Linked DNA regions of Homo sapiens: region 2 is linked to region 1. Evidence: chromatin contacts called from ENCODE Hi-C data. All regions are on one chromosome and are shown on one strand. The core of a region is the stretch at or near the end of the contact, and the rest is flanking DNA. Distances in the headings are between cores, read along the strand shown. Region 1 has its middle 20 kb from the start of ZNF287. Region 2 holds the start of SHMT1 (serine hydroxymethyltransferase 1).

Region 1 (4,820 bases), core at 729-3,228:
TTCAGCTACTCAGGAGGCTGAGGCAGGAGAATTGCTTGAACCTGAGAGGCCAAGATTGCAGTGAGCCAAGATCGTGCCACTGCACTCAAGCCTGGGTGACAGAGTGAGACTCTGTCTCAAAAAAAAAAAAAAAAAAAAGATATCCTTAGATTCTCCATTTCTTCTTCAATCTGTTTTGGAAGTCTGAGTGCTTCTAAGAATTTATCCTTGGGAGGCCGAGGAGGGTGGATCATGAGGTCAAGAGATTGAGACCATCCTGGCCAACATGGTGAAACCCCGTCTCTACTAGAAATACAAAAATTAGCTGGGAGTGGTGGTGCACGCCTGTTGTCCCAACTACTCAGGAGGCTGAGGCAGGAGAAACGCTTGAACCCGGGAGGCAGAGGCAGAGGTTGCAGTGAGCCAAGATCGTGCCACTGCACTCCAGCCTGATGACAGTGTGAGACTCTGTCTCAAAATGTATCCATTTCATCTAGATTACCTACTTTGTTGGGATACAATTGATTTAATATTCTCTTATAATTCTGTGTATTTCTTCAAAATCAATAGTCACGTCCCCACTTTTATTTCTGATTTAATGTTTTAGTTTTATATAAATTTTCATATTGCAATAATTTTATTATATTACTGTTAAATATTGTTAAATAATTAGGAAAAATAATAAAATAACAGTGTTTTAATAATCTTTCTCTTCTTACTCTACCTGAAGTTTTGTCAATTTTCTTGACCTTTTCAAAGGACCAACTTTGGGTTTTGTTGATTTTTTCCCTATTTTTCTATCCTCTATTTTGTTTAACTATGCTCTAATCTTTATTATTTCCTTCTGTCTTAGTCCATTTGTGCTTCTACAACAAAATACCACAGGCCACATAATTTATTTTTCAAAAATCAGAAATTTATTTTCTTACAGTTCTGGAGGCTGGGAAGTCCAAGATCAAGGTGCCAGCATCTTGTGAGGGCCTTCTTGCTATGTTATCCCATGGGAGAAAGCAGAAGGGCCAAGAAAAGGGAAGAGAGAGCAAGAGAGTGCTGAACTTGTCCTTTTGAAAGGAACACACTCCCTTAATAATGGCATTAATCCACTCATGAGGACAGAGTCCTCATGGCCTAATCACCTCTTAAAAGTCTTACCTCTTACCCCTGTTACATTGGAGATTAAGTTTCCAACACATGGACATTGGAGGACACATTTAAACTATAGCATCTTCCTTCTCCTAACTTTGGGTTTTGTTTTCTCTTCTTTATCCAGCTCCTTAAGGTGTAAAGTTAGGTTATTTATCTGATATCTTTGTTTTTTAAAGGTAAATGTTTACTCGTAAAATTTTCCCTTTGAAACTGCTTTCACTGATTGTCATAGTTTTGGTATGTTGTGCTTCATTTTCATTTGTCTCATCGTATTTTCCAATTTCCCATGTTATTTTTTCTTTGACCATTGGTTGTTTAAGAGTGTGTTGTTTAATTCTCACGTATTTGTGAATGTTCCAGTTTTCCTTCTGTTAATGTTTCCTTATATTGTGGTTATAGAAAATATTGTATTACTTCAGTCTTTTAAAATTGATTGAGACTAGCTTTGTGACCTAATTTGTGGTCTAATCTGGAGACTGTTCCATGCGTGTTAGAGAATACTAGAGGATATTCTGAAGCTGTTGGGTGGAGTGTAACGGCTTTGAATAATCTGAAGTTCAGTAGTTAAAGAGGATGGCCAGGGCCAGGCATAGTGGCTCACGCCTGTAATTCCAGCACTTTGGGAGGCCGAGGCGGGTGGATCACCTGAGGTCAGGACTTCCAAACCAGCCTGGCCAACATGGCGAAACCGCGTCTCTACTGAAAATACCAAAAAGCAATAGAGGATGGCCGGAGGGAGCCCAAGTCCCTAAAACGCAAAGCTCCCTGCACTGCACCTAGAGGGCCGCAAGAGGGCGCGCGAACCCGCCCTGGCTGACTTGCCGGCGCGCATGCGTGTTCCGCCTGCGGACTGCCTTGTCTGCAGTGAGGCAGAGCGCTGCGTTCCTTGAGGACCCCGGGGAGGCGCGGTCGCGGCTTCGTGACAACCTGGGGCCGAGTCCTCCGTGAGGAAACAGCCTGTGCGGGCCCTGACGGCTGTGGAGGGAGCTGTTCCCCGGCTTCTCCAGGGACATTTTTCGGGGCTTTCTGCATGGTGCCTGGGTTTCTGCCTCACTCGCGCGCGGTGCCCCGCAGGGCCTCTGGCCAGTTCCCTCTCGCAGGGAGCGGCGGAACTCCCGGTGTCCTGGCGCGAGGTGGCGGCTTCTGGGAGAAGTCCCCAGACCCTCCGAGGAGGAGGAATCGCTGACGGCGGGAAGGGGGTGGGCGGAATCCCAGGCCGCTCCGTCCCTGTGAGCCCGGCGGGACCGGGAGACCGGCGCTCCCCTCCCGTGGACCGGCCTCTGTGAAGCCTTTAAGGTTCGTTTTTGCTACAACGTGAAAGTAGTTTAAAAACATAAGAAACTGTAAAGTGAGTGTATTAAAACTCGCATCATTCCTGGCCAACATGATGAAACCCCGTCTCTACTATAAATTCAAAAATAAGCCGGGCGTGGTGGCGCACGCCTGTAGTCCCAGCTACAGGGGAGGCTGAGGCACAATTGCTTGAACCCAGGAGGTGGAGGTAGCAGTGAGCCAAGATCACACCACTGCACTCCAGCCTGAGCGACAGAGGGAGACTCTGTCTCCAAAAGAAAAAGAAATCTGAGCGTAGATGCAAACTGAGACACTGAGACTTCCTCCTTGTAGTAGTCAGGACCAGGCGATTGAAGTAATTCTGTCCTGTGGGGTTCGGCATCATGCACGTTTCCCCTGGGCCGTCCTCTGATGCAGGGCACTTGCTCCACACTCTGGGAACCCAGATTCACCAGTCTGCCCTGTCACATAGTTGAAGGAGTTGCATTTATCTTTCTGGCTCCCAATTCCTTTAAAATTACATTTGTTGCAGAACCTCCACAAGGCGAAATGAAATAAAATTACATTTGTGACCATCAGAGAACTGAAGGAACTATTAACTGGCCGTCCTGGTTTTGCTGAGATCAGGCTGTTGACAGCTCCTGGTTGGCCCACAGCTACCTATGTCAGTTATCTCCATTAACATTTCCAAGAATCTTTGTAGGACAATTTCTCCACCTGCAAGTTCTTTCAAGTAGAACCCTTCTTTCCTTTAAGGCAATTAGCCCATTGCCAAAAGGTTTTACTGTCTTAAAGCTGGAACTGTCTTTCTGAGATCTAATTCCAGGGACTTCTCCACAGCTAAGTGAGGTGCCTCACACCAGTATTAGGTGATTCTTTGTGTGGACAGAACAGAGCATTTTCATCTTGTGTTTAAAGCAATTTCTTGGCTTCGGCTCCTCACCACTTTCTATACCAGTCTCCCATTCACGTCCCTAGTAATGCCTATGCAAAAAAAAAAAGAAAAAAGAAAGAAAAAGAAAAAGCTGACGGTGAAACCTACAGGTTTAAGGGCTTAAATCTCAGACTTTGTGTTAGGAGAAACAGGAGTGTGCTGAGAGGGCAAGCAATAAAACAAGTCATACCAAAAAGCCACATTGCTCTCTCCTAAGCCCCAACCCCACTCCACTCCTGAGGCCAGTGGTCCAGACAGAAAATAACTGGAGAAGACGAGGAGGTCAAAGGATCAGGGAACTAAGCATTATGTGAATTCACCAGCAAGATGTACAGAACGCTTGTGTTTACATTGTTTTTATGGAACTAGCAGAATAAAACTGATCTATTTTAAAAATGAAAAAAAAACTCACATCATTTTAACTTTAAATAGTTTATACCAAAGGAAAGTTTTAATACATTTGCCTTCCTGGCTTTAATGAAAGCAAACATATCAATAACATTTTAAAAATATACTTCTTAGCTTATCTCATTTTCATTTGAACATGTCCAACAATTCCTCATGACACAGTGACAGTCTTAAATAGCTGTCAATTAATTTCAGCTTACAAAAACTTCTTTTGTGGGACCCCCATTATGACTGGTATCGCTAAAAATTATGTATTAGAACATGTTGGGAAGCAGAGGGAGAAAATAATTATATATCAGATCCACTTCCACATTTAGGAAAGAACTAAGCAAAATGTGTTCATCAGTTTTGGACATTGAAACATTATCGTTTGGTTTGGTTTTTTAAATGCCAACTATTGTATCATCTGAGGAACTGACATTTAAACTGGCACTGAGCAGTGTGAGTGTGGGGTGGGAATACTGTCTGGGTATTGGTGTGGAAGTGAATGGCGATTGTGGAGCTCCGTGTAGAGATCACAGCTATGCTTGACAGTGGTTTTGAGAGGCCGTGTCAGATTCATGACTGGGTACTAGTGGAGCCATTATCTGAGATTAGAGATTAGAGGACAAGTCACTTTTATTTGGGGAGGAAGTTGAGGGCCTCAGTTTGAAATGTATTACATCTTAAGTGCCTATAACACGCAGAGACTGTGCCTCAAATGAAATCTAGACTGAGCTTTCAGATGTCATCACCATCAAGATAATGATGGGAGAAATTGCTGCAGCAAGTGAAGACATGCAGGAGGTTTCCAAGGCAGCTATAGTGAAAGGGGCACACGGGTGGGGACTGGGTCTCAGAATGTTCCCTGATACTCTTCAGGGGGGCTTTGCACAGGACACCAGCAAGGAGTGTTCGTGGACTAGGTTTGAAGACAGTCAGCCTGAGATGTCAGAGGAGTCTGGCAAAAGAATGATCTCAAAAGGAGGCCGTGGTCAAATTAGTCTTTGTTTGTTTGTTTGTTTTTGAGATGGACTCTTGCTTTGTCACCCAGGCTGGAGTGTGGTGGCGGGATCTCAGC
Region 2 (3,444 bases), core at 760-3,259, 1.8 Mb before region 1:
GGCGGGCGCCTGTAGTCCCAGCTACTCGGGAGGCTGAGGCAGGAGAACGGCGTGAACCTGGGAGGTGGAGATTGCAGTGAGCGAAGATCGAGCCACTGCACTCATGCCTGGGCGACAGAGCGAGACTCCGTCTCAAACAAACAAACAAAAAGAACAATTAGCTGGGCATGGTGGTGCACGCCTGTAGTCCCAGCTACTCGGGAAGCCGATGCAGGAGAATTGCTTGAACCAGAGAGGCAGAGGTTGCAGGGAGCCAAGATCGCATCACTGCACTCCAGCCTGGGTGACAGAGCGAGACTCCATCTCAAATAAATAAATAAATAAAACAAAAACAAAAAACAAAAACACTCACTATGTTGGCCAGGCGCAGTGGCTCTTGCCTGTTATCCCAGCACTTTGGGAGGCCGAGGAGGATGGATCACTTGAGATCAGGAGTTCAAGACCAGCCTAGCCAATATGGTGAAACCCTATCTCTACTAAACATACAAAAATTAGCCGGGTGTGGTGGCTCACGCCTGTAATCCTAGCACTTTGGCAGGCTGAGGCAGGTGGATCACAAGGTCAGGAGATCAAGACCATCCTGGCTAACATGGTGAAACCCTGTCTCTACTGAAAATACAAAAAATTAGCCAGGCGTGGTGGTGGGCTCCTGTAGTCCCAGCTACTCGGGAGGCTGAGGCAGGAGAATGGCATGAACCCAGGAGGCAGAGCTCGCAGTGGGCCTAGATCGCGCCACAGCACTCCAGCCTGGGCAAGAGAGGGAGACTCCGTCTCAAAAATAAAAAAAAATTAGCCAGGCGTGGTGGCGGAGGCCTGTAGTCCCAGCTACTCAGGAGGCTGAAGCAGGAGAATGACGTGAACCCGGGAGGTGGAGCTTGCAGTGAGCCGAGATCGCGCCACTGCACTCCAGCCTGGGCGACAGAGCAAGACTCTGTCTCAAAAAAAAAAAAAAGTTTTTTTTGTATTTTTTGTTTGTTTGTTTTTCGAGATGATGAGGGTCTCACTCTGTTGCCCAGGCTGGAGTACAGAGGCAAGATCATTGCTTACTGCAACCTCTGCCTCCCAGGCTCAAGTGATCCTCCCATTCAGCCCCCCAAGTAGCTGGGACTACAGGCGACTGCCACCACACCCAGCTAATTTTAAAATTATTTGTAGAGACAAGGTTTCACCATTTTGCCCAGGCTGGTCTTGAACTCCTAGGCTCAAGCCATCTGCCTCGGCCTCCCAAAGTGCTGGAATTACAGGGGTGAGCCACTGCGCCCGGTTTTTATCATTCTTATAATAATTATTGTTATCATTTGACAAATAAAAAAATTTATGACGCAGCCTCAGGTGGTCCTGACATGTGGCCCCGGTTTTTATCATTCTTAACAATAGGTAATGTTCATTGAGTCCTTATTGTGTGTCAGTATTTTATTTATCTTATTTTATTCTTCTTGAGACGTTGTCTCGCTCCGTCCCCCAGGCTGGAGTGCAGTGGCGCGATCTCGACTCACTGCAACCTCCGCCTCCTGGGAGGCAACATAGTTAGACCCCCATCTCTACTTCAACCTGGGGGACAGAGTGAGACCCTGTCTCAAAAAAATAAAAATAAAAAATAACAAAAATAATAATAATAAAGTGTCTGCTCTTGGATTATACACCTACAGAGTAATAATGTTGCAGTTTGGACGCACATTTGTCCTACTTTAAATGACCACCCTGCAAACTAAAAGTAGTACCATGAACAAAATTCACTCATAATCCCACGGCCCAAGCGACAGGCTTAAGTGAGGAAGGCCCTGTGTAGTCTTCCTGGAAATCTTGGTCCACACACCAGCCCTGCAGCCAAAGCGGGTCAGTTCTGCAGGTCCCTGCCCCAGGTGCGCAGCTGCACTACGCGGCCTCCGGCCCGCCCCGGAGAAACAGGCCCTGCCCGCCGCTGCGCCGCAGCCAATAGCGCGGGTGCGTTTGGTGGCGGCCCATGCTTGGCTGCGCTCTCTGATTGGGCGCCTCCGGGGGCGGGGCCAAGCCCAAGCCTGGCGCGCAGAGTGCACCTTCCTGAGCTCGAGCGGTCCAGCGCCAAGTTCGGGGTTTGGGGTTGGAGCGGCTGGTCACGTGGCTGGCCCGCGGCGGTGCGCGGGGCGTTGGGTCAGCGGGTCTGGGACTGGTGGCACCGGCGGCGGCGTAGGACGGAGGCGTCGCTAGGTACGTGCGCGGGCCGTGTTCCGGTAGGTGGGCGGCTTCGGGTCCGAGGGCCGCGGCGTCCCAGAGCCCGGGGGGTGCTTCGGCGTCCTCGCTGTCCCCCGCCGTACCCCACCCTCTGCAGCCGCAATGACGGGAGGGGAGCGCTTGGGTCGCGCCTGGGCTGGGGATCGGGCGGCGGCCAGCCGCAGCGCCCCAGTTCCAGGCACATTCGGTATGATGGGGTGGCGGCCCGTGGCCTTTGGCAAGAATGCGAAGGCTTATCGGGGATGTGAGTAGTAGCTCTCCACTGAACACTTTTCTCGTTGAGCATTTTCGATTTAAACAATCCTAGCTCCTTCACAACAAAGCTGCAAGTCAAGTGCTACTGTTTCCCCCATTTTACAGGTGAGGAAGGTGGTGGGGCCCTGAGAAAGGAGGCAACTTAAATGGCAGAGCCCGGAATAGAACCCGGGTTCTCAAAGCCTGCGCCCCTAAAGGCTGCGCGCAGGGTCGCTCCACTTTTGGCCCGTGCCACCAGATCCCTGTGGGGAATGAGCTCTTCCTGTTGCCCGCAATCTGCCACCCCCTGTTCTAGGAGACAAATGTTGCACTGTGAAGTTCTTGGCCCGGTGCCTTGGCTTCGAGATTCCGGGAGTTAAGTGACCCTTGGTCCAGCTGAGGTCAGCACAGATGCGGGCCTTCAATCGGGCAGTTACCCAGAGAATAGACTGGAAACACCAGTTTAGGTTCTTGCAGAAATAACATTGTAGGCCGGGCGCGGTGGCTCATGCCTGTAATCCCAGCATTTTGGGAGGCCGAGGTGGGCGGATCACTTGAGGTTAGTAGTTGGAGACCAGCCTGGCCAACATGGTGAAACCCCGTCTGTACTAAAAATACAAAAAAACCTGGCTGCCCATGGTGGCACACACCTATAATCCCAGCTACTCGGAAGGCTGAGGCAGGAGAATCGCTTGAACCCGGGAGGTGGAGGTTGCAGTGAGCGGAGATCACGCCACTGCACTCCAGCCTGAGTGACAGAGTGAGACTCTATCTCAAAAGAAAGAAAGAGAGAGAAAGAAAAGAAAAAAAAGAAAAGAAATAACGTAAATTTATTACTTGGGGGAACTTGGAACGGAAGTGGGTAATTGTGTTTTTATTTAGTGCAATGTCCTGGGACAAGGCCTTGGAACTGAAGAGAAACCATTGTTCAGATTCTGGCTCTTATATGGCTTTAGACAAGTTAGCTCCCTGGGCCTCAATTTCCTCTTCTGTAAAGAA

Evidence for each region. Hi-C counts contacts between places; a loop is a spot of excess contacts on that map. Pooled maps may share reads with other maps.
Region 2: a pooled map shows a loop between it and region 1 (13-fold over the local background). The contact joins the promoter of SHMT1 here to the enhancer-like site in region 1. A Hi-C loop is called at or near these places in 2 of 50 pooled maps.

Annotation. Positions count from the first base shown.
Region 1 is chr17:16,586,614-16,591,433 of GRCh38, reverse strand. No RefSeq gene overlaps it. Among named protein-coding and RNA genes, the nearest start is that of ZNF287, 20 kb to the right of the region's middle. RefSeq lists an enhancer at 2,225-2,294. Within about 2 kb of position 1,978, at least 18 of the 41 ENCODE cell types and tissues checked have a DNase peak (open chromatin) inside an H3K27ac peak, as active enhancers do.
Region 2 is chr17:18,362,115-18,365,558 of GRCh38, reverse strand. It overlaps SHMT1 (serine hydroxymethyltransferase 1), which reads left to right and starts at 2,009. Exons shown (of 12, transcript NM_004169.5): 1 at 2,009-2,187. RefSeq lists a silencer at 1,915-2,384.